Linked DNA regions of Homo sapiens: region 2 is linked to region 1. The links are chromatin loops, found by intact Hi-C in ENCODE. Cell type or tissue: mammary epithelial cell. All regions are shown on one strand. Links, peaks and the distances in the headings refer to the core of each region. The heading gives the core; the rest is flanking DNA.

Region 1 (4,335 bases), core at 336-4,335:
CACATTGAGGTATGGGCCCTCCTCAGTGACTTTAACTAGCTCAGAAACGTACTCCCCCACCAACCCCACCTCACCGCCCCCCATCCCGGTTCTGGGAGAGCATTGTTATTAAGGATGCATGACAGGAATGTTGGCAGAACTGGAAAGTATTAAAAAAGCATTATCAGACAGTCTTGATATTATACATTTTCAGAAATATATTAAAAATAATAAACTAAAACCCATGATTTCAAAAGTTTAAAAAGAGTATTTTCTTTTTTTTTAAATTGCCTAAAATAGTTCTCATTATGGAGATTTCTGGGATTTCAGAATCTATAATCTTACCAGAAAACTTTTTGTTGTTTTTTATTAGTTGTTAATTTTGTATCAATATACAAATCAGCACAAAATTGTCATAAAGCTAACTAGCAACAAGGTGGTTTGTGTTGAAATGTTTAGGTAAACAATGCCCCAATTTTTAACTGGTTAAGCTTTATAGTATTTTGATAGACTTGTACATATAAGTCCCATATAGTTCTTAAATTTTTTTTTCCAGCTTTATTTAGGTATACTTGACAAAAATTGTATGTATTTAAAGTATACAATGTGATTTTTGATACACATATACATTGTGAGGTGATTACCATAATCCAACTAATTAACATATTCCTCAGCTCACATAGTCCCCTCTTCTGTGTGGTGAGAATATTTAAGGTCTACTCTCAGCAAATTTCAGGTAAACACATAGCTCATAAAATAATAAAATACAGGCAAAATTTGGGCAGTCGGCATCATCACAAAATTTGCATTATGCATATTAAGAACAAAAGCTATACTTTCAGACACTTAGATTGAAGGATTTTTTTCTTATGTCTGGGACAAATAAGAAACGTAGTAATCCTATTTGTTATATGTAGTGAAAACATCTTTTACCTAAGGAACCCATTTATTCAACAAATATTTATTGAATGCCTGTTTTGTGCCAGGCACCCACCCAGTGATCTTTTTCTGCCAACCTAAAATACCTTGAGGAACACTCTGCATCTTATCTGTGGCTGGGACCCATAGGACAGCCACACTGACTTTAGGAATCACCTGGTTACATCAGTTGATGCTTGTTCATTAGTCCGTCTGGAGAGATTGGGCCAGAAGGATACTGGAAGGGCAGACAAACCCTCCGCCTACTTCCTCTGCCGGGTTCGGGTTGCCTGTTTGGTCTCAGCCTTACCTTCACAGTTCAGTGTCACTCTGGCTTGCCATCGAGCTTCCGCCTGTCCCCATTGGAGAGAAGGGGTGGGTGTTGGCTGTTGCATTATATCTAAAAGCACATTATCATGGGGTTACTGGGTCACTGGACATTTCTAGGATTTTGGACATAGGTTGTTAAATGGATGTTATGTCATATGCAATGTTGATAGGTATATGTGGATTTCAAGACTTTCCTACTTAGATATTTCTTTAGAAGTTCCTTATTGAGGGTAATGATGTTTTTAAAGAACATAGAACATTCTTTATGTTTTAAAAGAATCATGCCTTCATTAAGTAGGCTTTATTCTAAGTTTGGAACTGAGACTGTTATGCTTTTAAAGTCTCCAACAGAGAGGTTAAGGAGTTAACCTGGGGCATGCCAGAACTGGGATGGAATGGCCTTGAAAGATTTTAGTGCATTGCACTTGACTTAGATAGGATCTTTACTGACCCTTGCTTACTTAGGAGTGGCAGAGTTAATTGGTGGTTCAGATATTAAGGGGCTACTGTCACTCTGATATGTAGCTTTTCTATCATCTCTGTAACTTAGCTTCAAGTAACTAGAAGAGTAATCTAAAAAAAATAATTAGCCTTTAATCAGATTGCCTGCAGTGTTTCTTGGTCACTTTAAAGCCGTGACTTTGCATGATTGCTAGGTAAGTTCACTTAAGAAATAGGAAATTCAAATTATTTATGTTTCAAGTATTTTTGAACAGGTGGTAAAATGAAATTGATTTTTATCATCTTTGAATGAAAGTAACAGCAGATATTCAATGAGTGACTTATTTTGTGGACATTTTTGTCCTTTGGATATGATGTATAGAGTCACAATATATTTTCAGCCTTTTTTGAGAAATAAGTGATTTAGACATCTTACACAGTTACTGAGCACCTGGTACAGTGAAGATCTCTCAAGAATGATTTGTGTGATGTAGTTCGGTGGATCATCCAGCAGAGGGCAGTAGAGCCAGAGCCATAGTAAAAGTTATAGTAAAGTTGCTCTTAGCAACTTGAGTCTTACTTAGATTTAATTTTGCATAGAACCAAAAGTTCAGTTTAGTAGCCATTTTCTTTAAAGTCAGGCTGTAGTGGTTCCGAAATGAAAATTAGGCCCTGATTTTATGTAAGATGATGTCCAATCTTTAATTGACACCTTAAAAATATTAAAAGATTATGATAGGATCAGGAAGGAGTTTTTGAAAATGCAATTTGTAGTTTTTAACAAGTGATGTAGAATAAATAAAAAGAAGTACTTTTTAAAAAGTAAGTATAAAATTATTTTCCAGTTAACTATGGGATATAAATGATTGCTTTAATACAGGTCTTCCTAACCTGTACAGCATTTCCTAACCTGCTCTGTGAAAAACAAAGAAATAAAACTTAGTGCTCTCTTTCTCTAACATTTTATTTTTTAAGAGCTGGGAGGGGGGGGGTCTCATGTTGCCGGCCTTGAACTCCTGGGTTCAAAGGATCCTCCCTGCCTCAGCCTCCCAAGTAGCTGCAATTCCCACATTCAGCTCTCCAAGATTGTATTTTAATGTGAGATATATAGCAGACACACTTATTGATGGTTGTGCTGCAGTGAGCTGCCCTCCTGAGACGGCTCAGCACAACTGCGATGGGCAGGGAGGCATGTGAGAGAGCGCCGCAGACATGAATGGAGATGCTGGTGCATCGCTATTTATGGCAGCACACACACACTTTCCACCCTGTCTTTGCATTACTCTGCCATCTGTACAGCGATGGCAGTCTGTGAGCCCAACGTGTACTTACTTTATAACTTACAGCATATTTATTTCAGCATATTTACTCTTTAAAAATATTTAAACCTTCCTGCTTATTATGATTTTTTTTAAACTGTGCAGATGACTCTGCTTTTGCATGTTGCAGCAGTTTGGCTGATTTTTTTTCCCTCTCTATTCCAAGCACACATTTTATTTCAAAAGGTAAGCTTTAGAGCAGTGCTTCTCAACTTCAATGCAATATGAATCACCTGGGGATGCTGTAGAACTTACAATTTGACTTGAATAGTTTTGAGTGGCCCCTGAGATCTGTGTTTTTTAACAGGCTCCAGGTGATGCAGCACCATCTGTCCCTGGGCCACACTTTGAGGAGCAATGCTTTACACTGTCTCAAAACTTCGAAGGCAGTTTAAGAGTCTTACAAAAGAAGATCCTTGTGGTCACTGCTAGAAACATAGACTGGACACTTATGGCAAATTAATTATAGCCTCAGTCTTCTTAAATTGAGTCTTGGATGTGAGCAAAGTGAATGTATAAGATAAAAATAGTAAAATATATAACTTATAAAAGCCCAAAGAAAATGGCTTTATTTTCAAAACAATTGTAACAATATTCAATAATGTGGTATGAAAAAAGTGGGTTACAATAATGAAACTTTTCTGTTTGTTATACTTGGATATGAGAAAAACTACTAACTGTTGACTACAATTTAATTTTTGTTTCTCATAAATCAAATGAATTCTGCAACTTTTTGTACAAACATGCATTTATTTTTACAGTTTTTGTGGAAAGAGGCAAAACACATTTAATCAAAAACATCAAACACCACATTTGAAAAAAGACTTATCTATTATGTATAAAGGAAAATATCCAAGACAATTTCTTTAAAATATATACAATTCTAACATAGTTATGCAATATATACATTCATATTTTGACTTAATCTGCCAAAATAAACAGGTACATATGAAACTTTATTTACATAATGGCTACAGTTTCAGTCTTTAGAGTTCAAAGAAATAGTTAAGATTTTCACCTATTTCATACTTTTCCCCCATGTTTCTCATTCACCTCTAGAGGTTTAAATTAACCTTTCAAATTGATTAAAATGGGTATGCCTGAATGTACACAAAAGGGCATTGTTTTATGTGTGCAAATTGAAATATTAAAGATGGATCAGGGATCTCAGTTTAAGGAATCCTGCCTTCTGTATGATGATGTCTTAATTTTTGAGATTTTCATATATTGGGTTATAGCTATATATCAGGACAGGTAAATACATTATAAAATTATAACCTTTATAATAATTTTTAGTATAATCACTTGTGTGACTATAATAAATTGGCTTTAGTTTTACTCTTCACAG
Region 2 (4,473 bases), core at 324-4,323, 150 kb after region 1:
GTTATCTAAGCACTCCACCCAACCAATTAACATGGGTTTTTAAGAGAAGTTGAGTGGCAAAGAGTGGAGATTAGGAGAAAATAGTTTATAGCTTCAAGATGGACTGGGCCAATCCTAGCCCAAATTTGAAACCAATAGAGTTTGTTTTCAGCCCCAACACTTTCTTTGCAGCACTGGCTTTCATTTTTTCCTTCCTGTGTTTGCTTCATGATCCCTTGTTCAAAACCCTATGGCAAAGGCTCTAATGAGGTGATAACTGTCAGAAAAGTAAGTGCTTAATGAATATAACATGGAATAATTGCTGAATGAATAAATTCATACTAATGTATAAAAGACTAAAAAGTGGTGAGACACCAGTCCCCATCCACACCCACCCAGAACATGTATATTGGATGAAGAATAAAGCTTTAGGATTAATAAATAAATCATCAGTTGAGGAACTTCAGGCATCATTATGACATCAAGTTAGGAGAGAGGAATGTTCTGAGTCTCTCATGGCTCCTGGTGTGCTGGCATCTCCCCCGGCATGTGGTACCACAGTTCAGGACAAGTTTCTCCACCTATTTAAACCTACGTCCCCTACAAGATTCCTCCCATCAATCATGAAGTGTATTAAGCAGCTACTAACACTTTGTCAAGCTTTAATTTTTGCCATGTGTATGATGAAGACAAAGATATAAAGACTGTGTCTTTTGAAAGTGAATCTCTGCTCTAAGAGAAACTTTTGGCCTGTCTCTTACACAGAGACTCAGACTTGGGAGTTCCAATGAACTCCAAACTGGTGGGATTCAGGAAAGGAAGGAAGAAGGGATAGTCCTGAGGTGTCTGATCCAGATCTAGTTAGAATAAAAAAGATGTCTGGGATAAGAGTAGCTCTTCTGAACCTACTGCAACTGAACTCATGCTTCAGGCAGCTTCCAACAGAACTTTAAAGTAGGGGGAAGTGGGATTAGCCTTCTTGATATAATGGAACTACCGAAAGTCTGAATCCAACCAGGGACCCTCATTCCAAAACCAAAGACAGTATTATGTGTTTAAGAGAGTTCATGACTCTCTTGAACAAAACCCAACTCCTGGAGCTCCAGAGTAAAGAGCCCTACCCTATAGCCTGCAGCAGTAGGATATATTGGAAAAAGAAAGAGCTCTGTAGATCATTCCTTGAATCCAGTCATTTACTAGCTAGTAATCATGGGAGAGTCACTTTACCTCCCTTTGCTTTAATGTCCTCAGGTGTAAAATGTAGTTAAAATACTTGGTCGAAAAGATTGTTGCAAGGACACCAGAGTGAATGGAAGCAAGAGAGAACACAGAGTGATAATAGTCAGTGGTTTTGGCACAGAATTCAGATCCTTACTCTGAATCTCACTATGTGTCTTTGGGAAATATACTTAAATTTTATGTTCTTCACTTAAAAGAGGAGGTTCATACGACCTCATAAGGTTGATATGAGTATTAAGTGGGAATGCTTAAAGCAGAAATGTTTAAAATAGCTCCCTGCACATAGTAAGCATTCGATAAGAGCTAGTTTCTTCCCTTCTACCTTAGAATCACAGTTCTGATTGCTGGGCCTCCCAATGAAGTGGCTGAACTATTTCTACCGGGTAAGACAGCCCAAAGTTTGTCAAATGATCTTCTTTTGGGCCTGCAATAATAATAATATTAATAATAACCTAAGAAGCTGTCAGAATGTATCAACACATCATTATCTGGATGAAACAATGAGCTTAGTTTTACATTTATGCTTTTTCAGACTACTGACTGAAAAATAGGTGACTGAAATTTCCTATTTGTTTGTCTGAAACAGAGGTACAAGGCCTGAAAGAACCTATCCAAATATCAGCTCTGGTTTTCCTCTTCTCCTGCCAGCGGTGTTCTAAAACCATAGAGGTAAGTGCAGTGCTGAGAACAGAAGACTATGCTGAAAAAAATCAACAGTAACACTCTCTATTAGAGGTGCATAGAAATGAAGAAACCACTTCCTATATTTCAAGTACAACCTTGACACCAATAAGCCAGGCCTTGGGTACCACAGTGTGGCAAAGCTAGGTATTACAGAGAGAACACTGATCCCTTATAAAGTAGAAGGAAGAGCTGGACATTGGCTATAGTGGAGAATTTTGTTTGGGGAACTTTGCTAGAGAAAAGCCATGGATTCTATTTACTGAATTAAATGCCACTGACCTACATCTGGCTTTGTTCACCATCTCCTCTGAGACTAAGCCCCTCAAAAGAGGAAGTGAGTCATAGGAGAGTAAGAAAGGATAGGAACAGTTGGTATTTCAGTGGGAGAGAAACTTGCTATTTAAACTATTTGATTAAATAATTATGTTGCTCAGGTAATAGAACAATTAATATGTAGCCACAACCTATATTTTTAACATAATTTAACTATTTAACAAAACAATAGGTAAAATCTAGGGGGATATTATGCTAGAATAAATGCTTATTTGATATTTAATTGAAAAAACATTCAACTCTGTATGGGATGTTATTCTCTATTCAACTTATCCCAAAAGCTGTCATCTCAATTCTACTTAATGTGAAAATTATACAGCTGCTAAGAGTTTTAAAAATCATGTCTATTTCAGCCTAAGCAAAACATTACATAAATATCCAGAGTTACTTGACACAAAATAGGTGGTTACTCACATTTACCACAGAATTTGAAATAGGAGTCTGTGAAACTTTAAGATCTCCCCTACATCAGCTGATCCCTTATCCTCCACTCAGGCACACAATTTATTACATAAAATGTGCCATATATATTTAAACATTAAAGAATTATTTGATATTTAAGACACATGGAGATGTGATTAAAACAAGGCTTATTTTAACCTTGAATCTACTGCTTATATATCCTTAAATTGACATAGGAATTCATTTTTTCTTTCTCTATAAAAGACAGTTTTCATTGTTCTCTGTTTATAAAAGAAATACATACTTATTATAAAATTTTAATTGTTACACATGTGAAAGTCCCCTATCATACTAAACTCTAGAAAGATACTTTTGTGAATTTTTGACTATTTCTAACTTAAAATAAGTTTTTTTTCCTTTACAAAAATTGGGTCAAGTTGTGTGCAGTGTTTGAAATACGCATTTTTCTTTTTTCTTTCCCTTAGTCATCATTTCAACGTTTGTTTCATTGCTGTAATAATACTATATTACATAGTCTGAATATATCAGAGCTTATTTCTCCAGTTTGCTGTTGATGATTGAAGTAGAGAGTCAAAGGAATTTTGGTGTTTACCTTCCACAGTGCTAAAATGAGCAGCATTAACAGCAACAATCCGGCAAAAGCACTCAGCAGGATGACCCATAATGGCACTCTGCCCGGTAGCCCATCTTTGGATATTTGAATAGCAAGCTGAAAATTATTAAACAAGATTGTTAACATAATAAACACCTATTAGAACTCCTGGAACATTGAGTTCTTGCAGGCTACAATTCTCTACCAGTGCATTAATCTCGTTACTATATAATGAGAAAACATTAGATTTACATTAGAAAATGCTCTTCATCTAGTCTAAATCTCTAACTATGTCAAATTTATTATTACCAAAAGGTATTTATAATATTATCCTTCTGAAATTTATACATAAAGGGTTAAATGTCAATGGATTGGAATGCTCAAGGGGAGGAGTGAATTTCTGTTTAACTCAGGGAGAACCAAAGTATTATGTGTGTTAAAGATTAATTAGTACACTACTGTATTATCACAATAGCATTAGTTTAGATTGGAATGTCGCAGTTTGTTGTCATAAGAACCTGAGAAAGTCTCCTTATTTTATTTCTAGTGTGCATAATTTTTTGTTTATAAATTGAAAGTATAATGCATACATGTCAAGTGTATGGGTAAGTGAATGTTTGCATATGTATTCACTCCCAGTGTGCTCTTCATTATACCACAATGTTTCTTCTACTTGACTTATCACTGGGTCCACATGTATAAATCAGGTTTTAACTGAAGCAAAGCTGTAAAATGGACCGCTTTTAGTGTTCCAGCTACTCAAGCTCTCTCAGGGTGGCACTCAAACCTCAATGAAACCTATCTGCTCTGTGTCTCATCCCTGGGGGATTTGAAAAAAATTAATTTAGGGTAGATATCAATGGCTAGTAATAGTTCAAGCCCTGTATTTGCCTTTAACAGTAACACCTCAATTTCTTTACCTAGAGGGAAGATTAGGGTAGAAAAAGAAACTAACAGGGGAGAGATTTGTATATGCATGATACTAATCAAAACCTCTCAAATCACTCCAGGTAGGTGACAGAGCTGGCAAGAATGTAGACATATACAGCATCAGACCATTATGACAGTTTCTTAAAACAAAACAAAACAAAACACAGATGGGGTTTCACTATTTTGCCCAGGCTGATCTCAAACTCCTGGGCTAAAGTGATCCTTCCATCTCAGTCTCCCGAGTAGGCTGGGATGACAGACATGAGCCACTAAGCCCAGCAAGGCAGATTTTA

The links. Peaks named below come from ENCODE experiments on the same cell type or tissue, not always from the same donor. Only the 100,000 strongest peaks of a DNase experiment are listed, where the experiment ranks them.
Region 2: a loop joins it to region 1, with 13 times the contacts of the local background. A loop is called at or near these places in 105 of 110 quality-filtered maps.

Annotation. Positions count from the first base shown.
Region 1 is chr5:53,093,971-53,098,305 of GRCh38, reverse strand. ITGA2 (integrin subunit alpha 2) reads right to left here. Exons shown (of 30, transcript NM_002203.4): 30 at 3,527-4,335. It overlaps MOCS2 (molybdenum cofactor synthesis 2), which reads left to right. Exons shown (of 7, transcript NM_004531.5): 7 at 1-2,627. Among named protein-coding and RNA genes, the nearest start is that of MOCS2, 14 kb to the left of the region's middle. In mammary epithelial cell, for the core only: a CTCF peak has its summit at 2,186 (motif pointing right); no DNase peak of the experiment used is centred there.
Region 2 is chr5:52,946,239-52,950,711 of GRCh38, reverse strand. It overlaps ITGA1 (integrin subunit alpha 1), which reads right to left. Exons shown (of 29, transcript NM_181501.2): 28 at 3,251-3,367. It overlaps ITGA2-AS1 (ITGA2 antisense RNA 1), which reads left to right. Exons shown (of 4, transcript NR_186583.1): 3 at 1,805-1,887. Among named protein-coding and RNA genes, the nearest start is that of ITGA2, 41 kb to the left of the region's middle. In mammary epithelial cell, for the core only: a CTCF peak has its summit at 2,033; a DNase peak (open chromatin) is centred at 2,041; H3K27ac peaks cover 1,763 bases.